Regions from separate parts of the Mus musculus genome. Here regions 2, 3 and 4 are each linked to region 1. A link is a loop called in an ENCODE intact Hi-C map of the cell type or tissue named here. Cell type or tissue: left cerebral cortex. All regions are shown on one strand. Region 1 holds the start of Gm47415 (predicted gene, 47415). Region 2 has its middle 72 kb from the start of Galc. Region 3 has its middle 58 kb from the start of Gm47415. Region 4 has its middle 110 kb from the start of Gm35326.

Region 1 (5,000 bases):
CTGTTGCTTTTGCACAACATTAAACTCCCATGTGCTTTAACTATAAGCTGAGCTGGGGATAGGAGGGATATGAAATAATACATGAGAAAGGACAGAAAAACGCACGAACGTTTGGAACATGAGTGGGAAGTAAGTATCACTCTGAGCGTGAGCAAGATTGAGAAGGGAAAACGGAATAATTACTGGACACAAAACTAGTCCATCCCAGCACTGCTATGGAAATCAGTATGTAAGAGGCAAACAAATTGCATCCGCCATGGCTAAAGGTGGAAATAGGAGGCCTGGAAAGTATTCCCTCACGTTCTTCAGTCTGCCCACACGACAGGAAAGTTCCTCACACTGCACTCTCAAAACCATTTATCTGGAGTGACTCTCATTTTACAAATGAGGAAACTGGTAGAGAATCTGATGTCAGAAACAGCGCACGCCACGGTATCATGTGACTCTTCCAACCTATAAATGGTAAGTGTGATGACATTTATTCTGAGCATTGTCAACCTCCTAGGCATAACTAACCAATTCCAGATGTAGCTTTGGAATTCTCCTCCGTGCAGTAACAAGCTGTGAACAATTGATTGGAGATGACATGTAAGCTGCACTTTACTGGCCATTTCTGTTCTGAACATCGATGTGGTTTTCTCTCCTAAATATTCACATGTAGAGACCGGTAGAACGGAAATTGTTCTGAGAGGTGTAGCATTTAAGTTCGCACGTAAAGAAGGGATAGAAGACTTTTGTGAGGTGTTATCTTTTATTTTTGTCTGTTATGTTAGTCTATTGGTATTTCTGAATGACATATAATTCCAAATCTGAGGAACAAGACTAGGAGAGAGGGAGGGAAAGCAAGAGGGGGAGGAGGAGGGGGAGAGGGGGAGAGGGAGAGAGGAGAAGGGGGGGGAGAGGGAGAGAGGAGAAGGGGGGAGAGGGAGAGAGGAGAAGGGGGGGAGAGGGAGAGAGCGCGCATTCAAAGGGTTCCATATATCAGCATAGTTTGGCAGATCAGTGAAAGCCAAGGGTCTTGCACAGAGAATGGCCCAGGTTGGTCCTGCAAAGACATGATACTTTTTAAGTCTTGCATCATACTTAAGTCTTCCTCAAATCCGTGGAACTAAATGGTAAGCAGAGATTATTTGATGGACAAGGATGAGTTTTGATAGAGCCTTCAGTTGGGCCGTTGGCAGGTTTATAGAACTTCCTGTTGTAGGTGTGAGCTCACTGCTCTCATCTGCGAGGCACTCGCTTTACCCTGGTGAGCTCCAGAGGATTCTCCATGCATTATCATGTTTCACTCTCCTGGGCACCAGAGTCTATCTTTAAGTCGTTTTCCTTCTATAATTGCCAAGATCAGAGCCTCCCCCCCCCCCCATTACAATTCTGGCCTGGAGAAACTCTCCTCTCTAATGACTTTTGTGTGTTTCTGGAGCCCCTGCAGCTGCATCATTTGTTTGGGTAGTGTTGAGCGATACTACATCATGTGCTGCCTTGATTTGGCTCCCCCTAAAAGGTAATTTGATCCCTCTATTCAGGGGTACATCATTGCTCCTCTGTGTTTGGCTCTCAGCCTTTCACATTGTCCCCATTTTTCCCTTTCTCTGCAAAAATAATCCACAGTCAGATGCGATCAGCTGAAAGGCTCACTTTGGTATTTTTCAGAAGCCCACACATGCCTCGGTGCCACCTTTGTTTGCTTCCAGCTGAGCAGAGACTGAATCTGATGGTGGCTGGTGGGTATCTTGGCCCCCATTGTTCTTGGAATTCCTGAATACTCCCTATCCTCTCTCTCACTGCTTTCGCTTGAGCAGTTAAACCCATTTAAAGCCAGAGAAGACTGAGGCACTTTGAGGCTCTTTTCTCAAAGGAGCTGTGTGACTCATATAGTATAAGCTGTAATTACGCAATTCTGGAGTTCAAACAATAGCTGACATTTGAGAGAGAGAGAGGAAAAGAGAGAGAGAGAGAGAGAGAGAGAGAGAGAGAGAGAGAGAGAGAGAGAGAGAGAGAATAAGAAAGGGTTCTGTTTTTTTTTTTTGACCAGAGGCTCCCCCTTGGGTGGGAGAGAGAAGATCCAGTTTGGGAGCTGGGAGTGGAGGAGGCTGCTTCATTTGGAATCCTGCTCCCCCGCACCGTTCCTGGGGGAGGCGCATGCATACATTTGTTGGCAAGCACAGTGCATCAGGCTCTGTTCTGGTGCTGCAGTTATTCAGATGAGCAAGAAGGGACTTTTGCCTTTTATGCTTTAGTCTAATGAAGGAGATAACTTAAATGATTATTATAGCAATAATAGCTGGTACATTGACCTAACATGAATTCTGGAAATGTTTAGGACCAAAGTCTTCCTTTCTCCAACACTCATTTATTCCTACTGTGTGGGGCTGATTTTCCCAATCCTTGGATGAAATCCAGGAAAATTCTCATGGGTTTTGGTTATAATTAAAAGGTTTCTCATTGCTTTCAGCCAGAGAAACAACCTCAATTATTTTAACTCCTAAACTATAATGGAAAAAAAAAACCCCTCAGCTTTACTTTAGTTTCATTTTTTTTCTATTTTTGTGAATATACAAAATAGAGATGTTGTAACTAATAATTGGTTATCATTTAATGTTCAATATATGTTTATGGCACAAAATGTTTAATTGAGTTAAGCATTTTTATTTTTCCTCAAATATTTGCTATTTCTTCATTTTTTTATGCCACATTTCCCCCTACTAATCCTTTGAGATGTACACTATATAATTCTTGGCCACAGTTACTGTACCAAGCACTGCTTGTAACCTTCTCACATTAACCCCACTGGTAACTCAAGCCCTACCCTGTCTCCAGCCTCTAGTAAGTACTGTTCTCTGTTTTACTTTCAACTCCTCTAAGATCATTGCTTTAGGTTCCACTTGGGAGCAAGACCATGTGTAGCTTGTGTTTCTAAGGCTCCCTTCTGTCAGCTGACTCCTACTGTAAGGGAAAGGTTAGCAGGTAGAGGCTGGTGACCCAAAAGGAAACTTTAGTCAGTTTTCTGTTACTTTAACACATACCGGAAGAGAATCGCTTATACAGAAGAAAGCTTACTTTGACTCCATTATGGAAGCTTTACTTCATGGTCAGTTGGGCCTATGGCAAAATCATGAGTCATGAAAAGACTGCATGGTAGAATAGAACCTTCAGAGACAGAGACAGAAACAGAAAGCAAAAGAGGGGAAGGAAGGGGCGAGATCCCAGCAAAACCTTTCAAGGGAATGGTCCCAGTGACCCATTAGACCAGGCAAAGGTTTCATTCACCATGGTCAAGTAGTGCCACCAGGGGGGCCAGGTGGTTAACTACAGTTCCCTAGGAGAAACATTAAATCCAAGTGACTGCACCAGTACAGCATCTTATTCCTCTGTCTAAGCTATCCAGGTGTTTACCACTCATTTGAGGTATGTGTGTGTGTGTGTGGGGGGGGGGGGGGTTAAGGCCTTAAGATGATGTATGGTTCTTACTAATTGTGGAATATATAATAATGGCTTCCCAAAATGTTTCCAGTTGATTTCCTAGAACTGATGAATAGATTGTGTTGCATGGTAAAGGATAATTAATGGGTTGATTTGAGATTGTCAATCATCCAACCTTGAGATGGGAACCTTATTTTGGATTACCTGTGTGGGATAAATATAATCCCAAAGGCTCTTGAATGTTGAGAGGAAAGGCTTTAGAGTGTCACTGTGATGTGTTATAACATGAAAAATACGACTGTTACTGGATTTGAAGAGGGAAGATGACTGTGAGCCAAGATGTCTTCTGATGCTGGAACAAGGACAAAGACCTATACTCTTTCTTATAGATTCTAGGATGGAAAACATCCTTATCTCATTGAAATTCACTGCAGGCTTCTGACCTCCAGAGAAGTAATATATTTGAGCCCCTAAATTAGTGATGAGTTGTTATAGCAACCACACAAACTCATATACTGACTAAATGTGACTTAAGTTTGCCATGCTTCCCTTGGGTTGGACAGCTTACAGCAGTTTCTTCTTCTCCTGGGGTTGTTCTTTTTTTTCTCTGATCCCCAAATCCACTTCTCTCATATTACACCCTCTAATCCTCCTAGTGCATGCAGTTCATTTTTGATGTTTCCTTAATATAGGAGAATGAATGTCTGTTTTAAGTGGTTATTTGTGGTTACCCTTATCTCTTAGGCACTTCTAACTTATTTGCTTAAAGTATTCGTTACTGATGACCCTTTAGGTCTTCCGAGATCATCTTACATGTTGTACATGGTCGACAAACACCACTGATCCCTGTTGGCACAGGCTAATCTGTTTTTGTTCTTCCTCCATCCCACAGCAGAGAACAAGTGATGTTCTTCATGGTTCTGGGGACATAAACTACACACCGGCTCTTCCAAGTGGTCATGGTGACTGAAGCCTTTTCCTGACTTTGAGATGACTGAGGGACACATTTTCCTTTGGGAAGGCAAACCATAACCCTTTCCACCCTCACTGTGAGCGAGGAGCAAGGAGTTCCAGGGTCCATTTATATTTGCTTGGCAAGTCCTGTTTAGTAGTTTGAAATGTGAACATAGTCTCTTAATACACACACACACACACACACACACACACACACACACACACACACCAGAATGAAAAAGGTAGAATAAATGGAACAACACATATAGCAATGTCTTATGGTAACTCTCAAAAATTAACTTTTTTTGGAACTCAGCTCTGACCTACAAATAGGGAGTAATATGTTGCTTAAGAGCAAAAGGGCACAGAAAATCCTACAGTCCCACAATGGAGCCAGCACAATGTGGTACAAGGTCATGCTCACTGCTTCTCTAAAGAAGAGTTTCTGCCCCTTCTCCTCACTTCTCAGATACCTTCTTTCCTTCAAGTTCCTATCCATGGTGTCTGGTGTCACCTTCTCTGCTCACTCTTCCCTGGTGACTGAGGCACTGGCTTCCCTCTCCTAAATGTCTCCCCCACTCCCTCCACAATCTGGACCATTTGCTAATTGCTTTGTGCATATT
Region 2 (5,000 bases), 81 kb before region 1:
AAATGACACGAAGCCTGCATTCAAGTTACTACAGTAAGGGGAAAGACTTTGCTGTGGAACTACTCAGACAAATACAGCAGAATGAGTCTTGGGAATAGAAAACTCCCAAGAGGAACATGATTGACTATCAAGGAAAGGAGATTTGTGTTAAGCCAGCCTAAGAGAATTTTTTGAAAAGCAGGCCAAATACTTCGATGATGAATTTGAATGATATCAAAGGCGAGAAGAGTCTTATTAAACTGACTCAGTGGAGGTCTTGCCAAATTTGAGCTTAATAGTCTTGGAGACAGATTGATAGTGGCATAGTTGAGATAGTGACTGAAGTTTAGTGCAAGAGTGCACCTTTGCTCATGCCTGCATTGCAATAGGATCTCTATAAGAAGCACGCGGCTGCCCTGGGGGGTGCTACACAGCTACGGTGTGCCTTGAGATGCGTTTACTCATCTCTGTGTATAAGGTATATGGCAGGTTGTGGCTAAGCTCTAGTAATTCTAAGGAATAACAAATAGCAGGGGCCAGATGGTGTAGGAATTCATACTGGGTGAGAGGGGAATCCTCCGAAGTGCTGAGCAGCAAAATGATCCGACTGGATGCCCAGAAAGACAGATGGAAAGTGTCTTTCTGGAGTAGCATGCTGCAGAAACGTGGAGAGCAGTCAGGAGCTTCCTTCACTGGTCCAGATACCAATGAATGCTGACTGGCCCCGTGGTCAGCAACCATTGTGGTAGTGGTTGGATTCTGATATAATTACAAGGTAGATGAAACAAGCTTTTCTGACGGTCCAGACTTAAGGCATATCAGAAAGAACAAAGTCCAAGGAGGGCCTTAAAATTTTTACCTGCCAATTTGCTAAACGCATGAAGCTCAAGAAGAACGAAGACTAAAGTGTGGACATTTTGCCCCTTCTTAGAATTGGGAACAAAACATCCATGGAAGGAGTTACAGAGACAAAATTTGGAGCTGTGACAAAAGGATGGACCATCTAGTGATTGCCATATCCAGGGTTCCATCCCATAATCAGCTTCCAAATGCTGACACCATTGCATACACTAGCAAGATTTTGCTGAAAGGACCCAGATATAGCTGTCTCTTGTGAGACTATGCCGGGGCCTAGCAAACACAAAAGTGGATGCTCACAGTCAGCTATTGGATGGATCACAGGGCCCGCAATGGAGGAGCTAGAGAAAGCACCCAAGGAACTAAAGGGATCTACAACCCTATAGGTGGAACAACATTATGAACTAACCAGTAACCCCTGGAGCTCTTGTCTCTAGCTGCATATGTATCAAAAGATGGCCTAGTCGGCCATCACTGGAAAGAGAGGCCCATTGGACACGAAAACTGTATATGCCCCAGTACAGGGGAACGCCAGGGCCAAAAAAAAAAGGGAGTGGGTGGGTAGGGGAGTGGGGGGGAGGGTATGGGGGACTTTTGGGAGAGCATTGGAAATGTAAATGAGGAAAATACCTAATTAAAAAAAAAAGAAAAAAAAAAGATTTTTACCTGCCTTTGGAAGAATGGCTTTTCTTCTTCTGAGATGACCAAGGGTGAGCGAGGGGAACAGAGTTGGGGTAGAAGACCAAAGCTTCTGTTTGTCACTTCTTAGACTGTAACCCAGACACCCAGTAAGATGGTGAATGGCCGTTGGAGATACTCATCTGTCATGGAGGAGCCTGGGGCTGCAAGTCTGGGTGTCGTTGGCGTGTATGCAATATTTTCCCCCTTGTTTTTGTTTAAAATTTTTTCCTTAAAATTTTCCTTTAAATTTTTAAAAATCCTTTCCCCTTGTTTTTTTAAAATTTTAATTTAATTTTACTAATTTCTGTTTCCTCCTTCCTCTGACCCATCCCATGTCCTCCCTGTCCAGTGCATCCTGTGTCTCCCCATAATACCTCCCATGTTCAAAGCCTCTTTTTCTATAATTATATATAGAAGGAGAGGGAAAAGAAGAGGGAGAGGGAGAGGGAGAAAGAGGAGGAGAGAATGGTTTCTATAGTCAATTTGAAAATCTGACAAAACTAAAATATAATTATACATACACCTACACATCGGCTCTATCTCCTTTGGTCTGTTCCCTTGGGCAAGATGGGTGAAATCTTGGAGTCCCCTCACTAAGACAGAGGTATTTTATTCTTGCCTGGGTAGACGTGGCTCAGCTGCTGCCCTGAGCAGTGTCAGAAGCTTACTGGCTTTCACACAGACACAGCAAAAGCAGGGCTGGACTTCTGTTAATGAGAAATGAGTGGGTAGGTGTGTTGACAGCAATTAGGGCGTGAGCAGAGGGGAGTCAGGATGACCCAGGCAAACAGAGGCATTAGGAGACAGACTCTTTGTATATCGTCTCCAGTGGTTTGACCTGAACTGGCCCAGCGTGTCAGGTCCTAGGTTCAGGATACTGGGTTGTCCCCTTCCTTTCCCCTCTTTAGGCTGTGTGAAGATGACACCTGGTACTCTGAGCTTGCATCTGCTGACAACTTGGTTCTATTTTTTTCCTACTCTGTTCAATTTCAGTTCCTGGCATGCTCAACTGAGGTTTGAAAGTGACACCCCAGCTGGTCCCCTCTATGCCCACTCTTACTGATTATTTTTGAAATCCCTTCTGCTTGGCAAGACTTTCTTTAGTTCTCGCTATGTAGTCTTCTGCAGCCCTCTCTGTTTTGACACAGCAGCGTACTCGGAGCCTTCCACCAACAGTCCTCTTTGTTATTGAACATCTGTCTTCAAGGCTTCAAATTTTGTTGTTGGTAGATGTCCAGCTATCCTTGAAAGGAGCTGGGCCTCTTGGTAGTTTCAGTTCTAGGCCAAGGAATATACAGGACCCCTGTGTTTTAACACAACTCTAGCCAGCAAAGTGCTTTATATTAGTGAAACGCTCATAAAGATGGAATAGCCTTAAATTGCTTTAATGAAGGTTTTCGTTGCCAGGATTTGCCAAATCCGGAATACAGCACATCCTTATTGTCCTGGCCATCAAATATCAAGTCATAGAAAAATTAATTGGAAATGAATGTAGATGGTAGATTATTATTATTATTTTAGATCTGCTACTAGAGTTATTCCTGGGAAGGGAGCTATTTTCAGAAAGTATTTGCTTTGAGGGCTTGCAGGAGTCTAGGGGACTGAAAGGATTTAGAACTATCTGTGCATGAGACCTTGATACTAGAGAACAAGTAAAAGAGAAATGGGCTGGGATGATGTCCAAAGTCCACTGAGGTAGCCCTGCTGGAGGTGGGGACACCCAAGGAGTGTTGTGCACAGCATTGGCAGCTGCCCATTTCGGGGGCTGGCTTTTAGTGATGTCACTCTTAAGTTTTCTGGTCTTTGATTAAATTTGTTGAGCTTCCCAAAGCATGTTTTTCAAAGCGATGTATAAGGTGTGTGTGTGTGTGTGTGTGTATGAATCTGCACGCATGAATGGTTGCAAGGATATACATGTGTGGTGAATAGGTATTTGTGAGAGAAAGACACACAGGGAAAGGGAGAGGCAGAGACAGAAGCAGAGAAACAGAACAGTTTATGTAGAAGCAAGAATCCAAGTTTTTCCTTAGGAGGACCATGACATCACACAATAGGATGGATGGTCATGTAGAAAGAGCTGGTTCAGCAGGAGCAATCCTGAATTCAAAATGGTAGAAAGGAATGGACTCAGTCTATGGAAGGCTAAAATGAAATGAGAGTCACAGCCAATCTCATCTAGATTGTAAGGAGTTTGGGAATGCCAGGGCCTCTTCTTAAGTCTCCATTGAGTCCTAGCAAAACACAAATGCCAAGTGTTAATTCCGTTACTATCCAAGCATGGCTACCTTCCATTCTTAACTCAGCAAATAATCTAGACTGGTCCTTTACCTTGGATTTCCTGCCTGGTTGTCGTCCTGCGAGGACTTTCTATCTCCCCATTTTCCTCTTTAGCCTCATTTTAGCGCACAGAAATTTCGAGGGGAGGGCATGGTTTCTGTAGTGGTTTGGATGCCAGCTCATTTTCAACAACACTTTGATTTAGAGACCTGAAGGAAGAGTTCATAGCTGCCATGGTTGTGCACACCTGCAATCATGTTACTCTGGAGAACAGGGCAGGAAGTTCATGAGGTAGAGGCTAGCCTAGGCTACACAGCAAGTTCAAGGGCACACTGAGCTACATGAGGAAGCTTGGTCTTTAAACAACCAACCAACAAGGAGAGTGCAGTTCCATAAAGGTGGCTTCGTTTACGTAGACTGACTAGAACACTGGTTTTGTAAGATGAGGTTTTCCATGGGAGATTCTGAATGGCTGAATGACGAGACCCCAGTACAGTGTTTTCCCTGCAACCTCACATGGCTTTACAGCCATGCATTTCTATCTTATAACAACAGGGTCAACACCACCCATCTCTACCCACTGTCCTGGGTGGGGTCAGTCCCTGCTGCTGATGCCCAGTCATTAGACATGAGTCAGACAGGATACAGATAAACCTATGTGGAGGACTCCCGTGAGTGAGATTTCCAGAATGAAAATAGATGCACATGCAAAATTCACAAGGACACTATCACAGCTATTTAAGACCCAATAAAAGTCCACTGTCATAAGCACCACCTAGTTTCCTGGCACCTAATAAATACATCGGAGAACCAGGAAGAGTGAGAAGCATGATTGGGTCCTCAGCTTGTATGCATGCATGTATGTATGTATGTATATTACTACTATAAACTGTCTAAATGAATCTTTGGGACAAGCTTATATTGCTAAATGGGGTAGAAAAACTTTACCCAAAGTTTATTTTCCTGACACTCTTTATGTGATTGTTTTGGGACGTATTGTATAATATATGTCAGAATTCTTCTATGAGAGTCAACAGCCAAGCAGGCAATCTGCAGCTTGACTCTTGTTGGCTCTTAGATTTTGGACAATGCGATTTCTTTGGGCATTCAGTTTCCCATGTGTTAAAAGAATTAGTCTACTAATGCTATGCGTATTGCAATGCTATGGGTATTGCGCAGGTGAAGTGGGATAATGTAACATGTGA
Region 3 (5,000 bases), 55 kb after region 1:
CTTCTTCCCCTTTTAGGGCATACCCTCAATGACTTAAAAAATTCCAAATCTTAAAAGCGTCCACCACCTTCCAGCAGTGCCAAGCAGCTGACTAAGTGTGTAAGACATGAGCCCTTGGGAAGAACATTATAGATCTAAAGTGAGGCCATCATCTAGTCAGCAGACCCCAGTATGGCATTTTTGACAAACTAATAAACTGTGGTTTGGGCCGTTAGCATCACTCTTGATTTTCATGAAATCTGCTGTCGCCCAATTCTACAGCTATCAAAGGCTCCATTGCGTGAACTCTGTCTCCGTAACACTGTGGCCTCCTCCAGTACTCGCTCCATCTCTGCTTCTCCAATTGCTTTATTATGTTGCTCAAATTTGTTGAATTTGAAAAGATTTCAAGTCCTCCTCCCATTCTCTTTGTCTGCTAGGGTTTTATACTCGGAATAGTTCCTTTACTGCCAGCTTAATGTGTTTTCGTGAGAGGGAGAAGTTATAGATGGGTTTTAACTGAAACCATTTTTTCTGAATTCCTTTTTTTTTTTTTCTTTAGCAATTGAAACCTCTGACATGACAGATCTTTTAAAGCATTTCTGCTGTAAGTACTTGGCCTGAATTTGTTGCTTTTTAGCTCCAGATGAGACATCTTTGCCTTGGTTTGTGGCAGGAACTAGAGCTGCTACCATCTCCTTTACTAGATGAATTTGGTTCTGGCCTTTGCAAATAGAGGGCTCTCTCTGGAGGGATGCGAGCAGGGAAAGAGCATCCCTACCCCTGCCCTCCCACGTCCAATGACTACTGGGATCTGGTGGGAAAAGGCAGTGTGTGGAGTCACAGTGACAGAAACATTCAGAGAGTATGGCAGGTACCACAGTAGAAAACAAAGCTGGAGGAAGTACCCAGGGAGCTGGGAGGATCTGTAACCCTATAGGTGAAACAACAATATGAACTAACCATTAACCCCCCCACCCCCACCCCCAGAGCTCGTGTCTCTAGCTGCATATGTATCAGAAGATGGCCTAGTCGGCCATCAGTGGAAAGAGAGGCCCATTGGTCATGCAGACTTTATATGCCTCAGTACAGGGGAATGACAGGGCCAAGAGGTGGGAGTGGGTGGGTGGGGGAGTGGGTGTGGGAGGGTGTGGGGGACTTTTGGGATAGCATTGGAAATATAAATGAAATAAATATCCAATAATAAAAAAAAAGAAAAAAAAGAAAACCCCCATCACATTTTCAGTATCACACTAATAGAAATCTTCTCTCTGAAGTATGACAATGGCCTCAGACAGTGTATAGATGAATATGCAAGGGTAGTCCCAGACATAGGCTACATGCTAACTCCAGTTTTTTTAAAATATTTTTTATTATTACGTATTTTCCTCAATTACATTTAGAATGCTATCCCAAAAGCCCCCCATACCCCCCCTCCACTTCCCTACCCACCCATTCCCATTTTTTGGCCCTGGCATTCCCCTGTACTGGGGCATATAAAGTTTGCGTGTCCAATGGGCCTCTCTTTCCAGTGATACATCTTTTGATACATATGCAGCTAGAGTCAAGAGCTCCAGGGTACTGGTTAGTTCATAATGTTGTTGCACCTACAGGGTTGCAGATCTCTTTAGCTCCTTGGATACTTTCTCTAGCTCCTCCATTGGGAGCCCTGTGATCCATCCATTAGTTGACTGTGAGCATCCACTTCTGTGTTTGCTAGGCCCCGGCATAGTCTCACAAGAGACAGCTATATCAGGGTCCTTTCAGCCAACGCTTGCTAGTGTATGCAATGGTGTCATTATTTGGAGGCTAATTATGAGATGGATCCCTGGATATGGCAGTCTCTAGATGGTCCATCTTTTTGTCTCAGCTCCAAACTTTGTCTCTGTAACTCCTTCCATGGGTGATTGTTTCCAATTCTAAGAAGGGGCAAAGTGTCCACACTTTGGTCTTAATTCTGGCGAAAGGCAAACGTAAGAATCCTACTAACAGAAATCAAGACCACTCACCATCATCAGAATGCAGCACTCCCACCCCACCTAGTCCTGGGCACCCAAACACAACCGAAAAGCTAATTCCAGTTTTGATGCATTCTTTTATCCCTTAGTTGGCAATCCCTTGTACCCAGTCAGAAAGTCTTTCTATTAAAATTCCCTGTTAAGATTAACAGTGTAGTTTCTGTCTCCTGTCTGGACTCTGATGATTGCAATGGCACTTTGAACAAACATGTGGCTTGCATGTTGGGCTAGGAGACAGCTGTTGCTCTCAATCTGACAACTCTGGAGGAAGGGAAAGAGACACAACGAACATACTTCTGAATGACTAAATTGATAAACCCACAAACGTTGCAGGCAAGATCTTCTCTAATTGTAGCAGGTCTTTTGGGAAAGCAATCAAAGGAAATCGAGAAGAAGAGGAAAGAACTCTCTCTCCTTATCAATTATAAACCACACAGTTTGCAGGACTTTCCTCGAGTTACTGAGTCAAATGCTCAGGTTTATTTTAGTGCAATTTCCTCAAGATCTTTAGGTAAATTGGAGTCTATAAAAGGATGCAGGCTATTTCTTCCCAGGTCCTGTCTCCCCTAGATTCCACATGCATGTGTCTATCTATGGATGCCTGTGTCAAGTGCTCTCTAGGCTGTCAGTCTCACCCCTCCCCCAACTCTCTCCAGGCTGAGTACATAGCAATTCATTAGCTTCCTGCTTTCTAAATGCTTGCTGCATTCTTGACTCATCTCCCGGAGATTATCCCATCATCTTTATTGGAGATTTGGGTGTCTGCAAATTCTTTAGTGACACATTTACAGGCTGCTTTTCCTTTGTGCTCACAGATGGCTAATCACAATCATACCACATATTTTACTAGCTGGATTCTCAGAGGGTAACCTCTTTTCCTAGGGTTTTCACCTCTCTCGATACATTGTCAATTCTTTGAATAGAGGCTATTATAAGAAAAAAAATGTATGACAGTGGATGCTTTGGGATGCGTCCCAAAGTCATGGCTGTAGCACCTTCTGCAAACTAGAACTGTGCTAGAGACATTTCTGCCAAGTTCCCCACAGCCTTTAATTCCTGTGGCAGGATGGGGAGGGAAGCATAGGGAAGGAGCATGCTCACGGGCAGCCCTGGTGTAAAAGTGTCAGCAGCTGGCAAAGTCTCTGCCCTCACTGTTCATCAATTTTCCTCTTCATTATGATACAAGCCGGGAAGGTTGAAGGGTCAAGTGTTTGAGGTGATGAATGAAGACAGAACAGTAAGCAGGAGACGCCTTATTGCTGGTGTCAGATTTAAATCTCTATAGGGGAAACGGGGGAGAGGGAAGGCATTACTTTTGCCTTGCTCACTGAAGTTGAGGGTTTGAAGGGACCTGGATCGCCAGCTGAGCAATTTCTACCGCCCTCCCCTCTGCTTCGGGCCAACGAATACATTTTTACAGATAGACTATGGGATCCACAAAACATCCCGCAAGTATACACAATGGGGGGAGATTGTCCTTTCTCGATATAAAAGTAAACCTAGGTCAGCCTGGAAAATGGGAAGTTGCCTCAGAAATGGACCATTCTCTAAGGCAGGATACTGTGATGTATTGACATGAGCCAAGAGAGAAAGCATTTAGCAGAAAGAAGTTGGAATGGCGAGGCCTGTGTGGGCTTCCTCATTCTGCAAGGAGTCTCCAGCTACAAGCTCATCTCTCTCACTCCCCTTTTCCACAGAGAAGAGGCAGGGGCATCAGCCACTAGCATCTTTACTCCTTTCTTTCCACTTCAATTCCATCGCTATCAAGTAAATACCTAGTTCTCATCTTGCTTGCTGTATGAACTCCAAGCAGACATAGTGGCTCCTTTTCAAATGTGCCTACCTTATCCGTGAGATTGCTAGTTAAGCACGAGAAATGAACAAGTTAGCACTGTGGACTTAGTGAACAGGCATTTGAGACCAAAGGAGCTAAGGAACCAATTGTCTGACTTGTTAGACCATGGTGGGGATAAGTTAGGCCTTCATGACACTTCTATATAATGCTAAAATATTTCTCTCTTATCATAACATGTATTCAGCAAGTAATACTAAAATATTTCATCTTTCTAATCATAGCATGTGTTCAACAAACTTTACTGCTTAGAAACTTAATTGTAGGAGGGAAGGGTATATAAACAGAAATCATGAAGGAAGAAGACTACCATAATGAAGAAACCACATTTTTTTTTAGACTATAACCATGGTCTTGGGGCTTTTAGAGGCTCACAGGCACAAAATTGTCAGTCTCTGTGTCTGATGGTTTCACATAGAAATTGATGATGGCAGCTGGGCAGGGGCAGTGCATACTTTAATCCCAACTCTTGGTAGATAGAGGCAGGCAGATCTTATATGAGTTTAAGACCAGCCTGTCAAAGTGAGTTCCAGGACAGCCTGGGCTACACAGTGAAACCCTGTGTCAAAACAATCAAACAAAAACTAACAAACAAAAAGCAATTAAAGATAACAAAAGTATTCATGGAATAGAGTTGTTGTGAGTACAGAAATTATTCAGTCTGTAAAGGGTTTGGCAGGTGAGTGTAAGAACCCAAGTTCTATCCCCAGGACCATTATAAATAAGACAAGATTGGAAGTGCACATTTGGAATCCTGGTGCTGAGGAATCAGAGGCAGGCAGGTCCCTGGTGCTTACTGGCTTGTCAGTCGGGCTAATCTGGACGCTTCTCCCTATGTGCACATATGAGCAAACACACACACACACACACACACACACACACACACACACACACAGAGAGAGAGAGAGAGAGAGACAGAGACAGAGACAAAGACAGAGACAGAGACAGAGAGACAGAAACAGAGAGAGACAGAGAGACATCGAGACAGAGAGAGATACAGATACATACACACACAGACATACATGCACAGAGACAGAAACACACATAGAGACAAAGAGAGAGAGACACACACATACACAGAAGCAGAGAGACAGACACACATACATATACAGACAGACATACACAGAGACAGAGAGACAGACACATACACA
Region 4 (5,000 bases), 120 kb after region 1:
GTGGATACTTTGGTCCTTGTTAGAAGGGGGATCAAAATACTCATGGTAGGAGATACAGAGACAAAGTGTGGAGCAGAAACTGAAGGAAAGGCCATTCAGTGAGTGTCCCACCTGGGGATCCATCCCATATATAGTTACCAAACCCATGGATGCCAACAAGTGCTTGCTAACAGGAGCTGGGTATAGCTCTCTCCTGAGACAGTCTGCCAGTGTTTGACAAATGCAGAAGTGGATGCTCACAGCCATCCATTGGACTAAGCACAGAGTCCCCAATGGAGGAGCTAGAGAAAGGACTCAAGGAGCTGAAGGGGTTTGCAGCCTCATAGGAGGAAAAAACATGTGAACCAACCAGTACCCCCAGAGCTTCCAGGGACTAAACCAGCAACCAAAGAGTACACATGGAGGGACTCAAGGCTCCAGACCCATATGTAGCAAAGGATGGCCTTGTGGGACATTAATGAGTGGAGAGGCCCTTGGTCCTGTGAATGTTCGATGCCAGAACAGGGAAGCAGGAGTGGGTGAGTTAGTGAGCAGAGGGAGGGGAGATAAGGGTGTTTTTTACTTTTGTGGGGGGGATAAGAAAAGGGAATAAAATTTGAAATGTAAATAAAGAAAATATCTGCTAATAGAGATGATGATGATGGTGGTGGTGATGATGATGATGGTGGTGGTGGTGGTGGTGGTGGTGGTGATGATGATGGTGGTGGTGGTGGTAGTGGTGGTGGTGGTGGTGGTGGTGGTGGTGGTGGTGGTGGTGGTGATGATAAAGGATGGCTTAGGAGATGTAGAATAGACTGTGAAGTTCAGGGCTCTCTCCTACACACCCACATGAACCACGTCTGTGATTCACAACCACCTTTCCTTTCAAATGCAACGTGGCAGACGGAGGGCTCCTTTCCAGGGTGCCTATAATGCAGTCAATATGGGATATTTTTGAAAAGGAATATTTATTGTTTTAACAGCTGTATGTCTACTTTCTTGGATTAAAAAAAATAACTACCTGTACCCACAAATGACTTATAGGGTTTGGAAAATGTAGCTGTAAATTTCTCGACTTACAAAATCCCCCAGGTTTTCCAAATCTTTCTCCAAACCACAACATTTTTTCCATTCTACCTTACTCCTTATTCATGAAGGATTGAGAAAGCCAGCATCAGTCCTCGCAACTAGGGTTGTACTGGGATTTTAGCTGAAGGTGTACTCGCTATGGCAATTCCAGCCAGGCTGTGTCTTTTGGATGCCAGCTATCTAGAAAGAGCTAGTACCTGTAAGCTCCTCAACCCTCTGCGACTTCTCATATAATTTTCTTTAAGGTCTTTGTCTTTCTTCAAAGAGAGATTTGCTTTAAAGGGCTGCTGATAACTTTGCTGTGCTATGCTCTGTGGGCTGTTTGTAGATTCAATATGCTAACATTGTGCTAACAATATCATGACACAATTACTGGTAAATCATCATCTGATTGCCATAGACATGTCTCTCTCAAAATATTACAAATTAACATTCATGCTTTCCTTGACTCTACTGTTTTGAGCTAATGCATGTCTGCATTGTTTATCAAAAAGCACGCCATTTTCTCCTCCACCGAAAGGAAGAATAATTGTTCGTTTCTCCATCGTGAGGTAGGAAAGTCTCTTTTGACTGTAGCATTAGTTACTTTGAAAGAGATTGCTCGTGCTACTATATAGCCACTTAACATAAAATACAAATGATTCCAGGAAAAACATCTCTATGCCCTTGGAGTTGCATTATTCAAAAAGCCATTCTACTCATTCAATCCTCGCAGCTGGGAAATCACGCAACATCGTGATCAGATGAAATTGTCACATAAAATGGTAGTTGTAGATGTATTTCCAAGATGGTGGCTTAGTTACTGTTAAGGGGCCATCCCGGAATCCCGCTAAGAATAAATAAATACAAATTCTTCTTCCCAAGCCACACACCTGCCTAAAGAAGGCAACCCTAACACAGGCTCTGGCTTTAAAGCTCAAGATTCATGAAAGTGATCAGAAAGAAGGAAGGCAGGACCAGGATGGCAGAACTTGGATATGTTAGTATATACACAAACCATGGGCACAAATGGATGGAGTTAGTATAATGATAATACTGTTTTCTGATAATCCCATAGGTAATACCAAAAATATACTAAGACAGAGCTAGAGAGATTGCTCAGCGATTAAGACTACATACTTCTCTTACAGAGAACACAAAGTCTCTTAGTAGCCATATCAAGTGTTTCATAAATACCTGTAATTCTAGTTTTTGGGAATTCAATTCCATTTTCAGGTTTCTCTCTGTGTATGCATGCACATGTGAATACTTACATGCATGCATGTGGACACACACACATACATACACACACGGAAAAATATAATTAAAATTCCATATTATATATTTATATCATTTAACCTATCTATCTATCTGTCTGTCTATCTATCTATCTATCTATCTATCTATCTATCTATCTATCATCTATCTGCCTATTCATCTATCTATCTATCTATCCACCCAAACTTTACTCTTACTAGAGAAGGAATTTTAAAGACTTCAATAATCTCCATGTGCCAATATATATCTGTATCTTTGTGTACTACAGTGGTAATGCTGGTAAATGTTTAGCAAATGACTATCTTAAAACAAACTGATAGGAAACCAGATTTATAGCTATTTTTAACTTTTATAATATAAACAATCATCTAAGGATTGGATCCAAGCTACCAGCATGCCTGTCACTAAATACAAAGCTGGGGAAGAGGGCACACAATTAGCTTTTGCAAGTTAGTACTGGATATTTTTATAACACTACAATAAGATGTGTAGAATGCATGCTCAATTTAGAAAAAAAAACATTTTCAAAGAGTCACACACCTTTGAAATGAACAGATTTGTAACAAAATGTGACACATGGTTAGGATAATTTTGAGAACAGTAGAGCATGGGGGTGGAGGGTGTGAAGTTCTTGGTTCAGTATTCATTTTGATGAAACCATGTGATGCCCAATGATTGTGGCAAGCCTCTGAGGGTGGCATGAGATTTGAGGACTGAGAGACCTAGATTTGAATGTGATGTCTAACATACAATCCCATGAGTCCACAGAGAAGACACTTAGAGCTTCTCGGCCTCAATTTCTTTCTAGGTGAATCGGACGCTGAAAGTTGGTTCTTACAAAGCACCTCGTGGCCAAGGTAGTATAACATTCAATGATCATTCTCTTTCAATGTCTAAATCTCTGAAAGAATTTCTCTAATCATGTACTAAATGAAAAAAGATAAAATTCTAGGTGGTTACAAACATTTGATAAATATTTTTTAAATGGATAGAGATGTGATATTGAATTATCCCTTGGAATTTCTCCAAGATAGAAGTCACAAAAGACACCGTTCACTAAGCTGTAAAAGTACTGTCTAATAAATTATCAAGTACTGCCCATTTCTACTTTCCAAGTTATTTTATTTACTATGTCCTCTGTCTTTAACTAGGTTTCTTCTGTTTGTTTATGACATCTTTTTCTCCTAATCAGTTTTCTGTCCCTTATCTTGAAAACATCAGAACTATCCTTGATAAGACTGTTTCCTAAGAATTTCATAAATTCATTGTTTTTAATAGCTGAGTAGTACTCCATTGTGTAAATGTACCACATTTTCTGTATCCATTCCTCTGTTGAGGGACATCTGCGTTCTTTCCAGCTTCTGGCTATTATAAATAAGGCTGCTATGATCATAGTAGAACATGTGTCCTTTTTACAAGTTGGAACATCTGGGTATATGCCCAGGAGAGGTATTGCTGTATCTTCCGGTAGTACTATGTCCTATTTTCTGAGGAACCGCCAAACTGACTTCCAGAGTGGTTGTACCAGCTTGCAATCCCAGTAGCAATGGAGGAATGTTCTTCTTTCTGCACATTCTCACCAGCATCTCCTGTTACCTGAATTTTTGATCTTAGCCATTCTGACTGGTGTGAGGTGGAATCTCAGGGTTGTTTTGATTTACATTTTCCTGATGATTAAGGATGTTGAACATTTTTTTCAGGTGCTTCTCAGCCCTTCAGTATTCCTCAGTTGAGAATTCTTTGTTTAGCTTTGTACTCCATTTTGGATCTGGAGGATATCATCCTGAGTGAAGTAACCCAATCACAAAAGAACACACGTGATATGTACTCACTGATAAGTAGATTATTCCAGAAACTTAGAATACCCAAGATACAATTTGCAAAACTCATGAAACTCAAGGAGAAGGAAGACCAAAGTGTGGATACTTCATTCCTTCTTCAAAGGGGGAACAAAATACCCATCGAAGGAGTTACAGAGATAAAGTTTGGAGCTGAGACTGAAGGAAGGACCATCCAGAGATTGCCTCACCCGGGGATCCATCCCATAAACAACCACCAAACCAGACATTATTACATATGCCAGCAAGATTTTGCTGACAGGACCCTGATATAGCTGTGTCTTGTGAGGCTATACCAGTGTCTGGCAAATACAGAAGTGGATGCTCTCAGTCATCTATTGGATGGAACACAGGGCTCCCAATGAAGGAGCTAGAGAAAGTACCCAAGGAGCTAAAGGAGTCTGCAACCCTATAGGAGGAACAATAATATGAACTAACCAGTACCCCGGAGCTTGTATCTCTAGTTGCATATGTAGCCAAGGATGGCCTAGTAGGCCATCAATGGGCAGAGAGGTCCTCGGTCTTGTGAAGATTATATGCCCTAGTACAGGGGAATGCCAGGGGCAGGAAGCAGGAGTGGGTGGGTTGGGGAGCAGGGCTGGGGGAGGGTATGGGGACTTTCTGGATAGCATTTGAAATGTAAATGAAGAAAATATCTAATAAAAATTGTTTTTGAAAAAACAATTGCTTTCCAAATTACTATCCCTCATGCCCCTCACATTCTGTTATACTTGGTAATTTCAAAGTGCATGATAAAGATCTTTTCATGTTGGTGTCACATACTTCAGAGCCATCAGTGGACTAGACCCTCTGAGGCACTGTTCCTACTGTATAAGA

Evidence for each region. Hi-C counts contacts between places; a loop is a spot of excess contacts. Peaks named below come from ENCODE experiments on the same cell type or tissue, not always from the same donor. Only the 100,000 strongest peaks of a DNase experiment are listed, where the experiment ranks them.
Region 2: it touches region 1 in a loop (11-fold over the local background); 2 of 42 quality-filtered maps call a loop at or near these places.
Region 3: a loop joins it to region 1, with 6 times the contacts of the local background. A loop is called at or near these places in 3 of 42 quality-filtered maps.
Region 4: a loop joins it to region 1, with 9 times the contacts of the local background. A loop is called at or near these places in 3 of 42 quality-filtered maps.

The regions. Positions count from the first base shown.
Region 1 is chr12:98,103,732-98,108,731 of GRCm38, reverse strand. It overlaps Gm47415 (predicted gene, 47415), which reads left to right and starts at 139. Exons shown (of 3, transcript NR_168899.1): 1 at 139-462. In left cerebral cortex, a CTCF peak has its summit at 2,058; DNase peaks (open chromatin) are centred at 297, 1,273, 1,729 and 2,121; H3K27ac peaks cover 2,326 bases.
Region 2 is chr12:98,184,881-98,189,880 of GRCm38, reverse strand. No RefSeq gene overlaps it. Among named protein-coding and RNA genes, the nearest start is that of Galc, 72 kb to the left of the region's middle. In left cerebral cortex, no CTCF peak of the experiment used is centred here; DNase peaks (open chromatin) are centred at 488, 2,225 and 2,547; H3K27ac peaks cover 1,587 bases.
Region 3 is chr12:98,048,373-98,053,372 of GRCm38, reverse strand. No RefSeq gene overlaps it. Among named protein-coding and RNA genes, the nearest start is that of Gm47415, 58 kb to the left of the region's middle. In left cerebral cortex, no CTCF peak of the experiment used is centred here; DNase peaks (open chromatin) are centred at 308, 2,709 and 3,009; H3K27ac peaks cover 1,175 bases.
Region 4 is chr12:97,981,518-97,986,517 of GRCm38, reverse strand. No RefSeq gene overlaps it. Among named protein-coding and RNA genes, the nearest start is that of Gm35326, 110 kb to the right of the region's middle. In left cerebral cortex, no CTCF peak of the experiment used is centred here; a DNase peak (open chromatin) is centred at 2,955.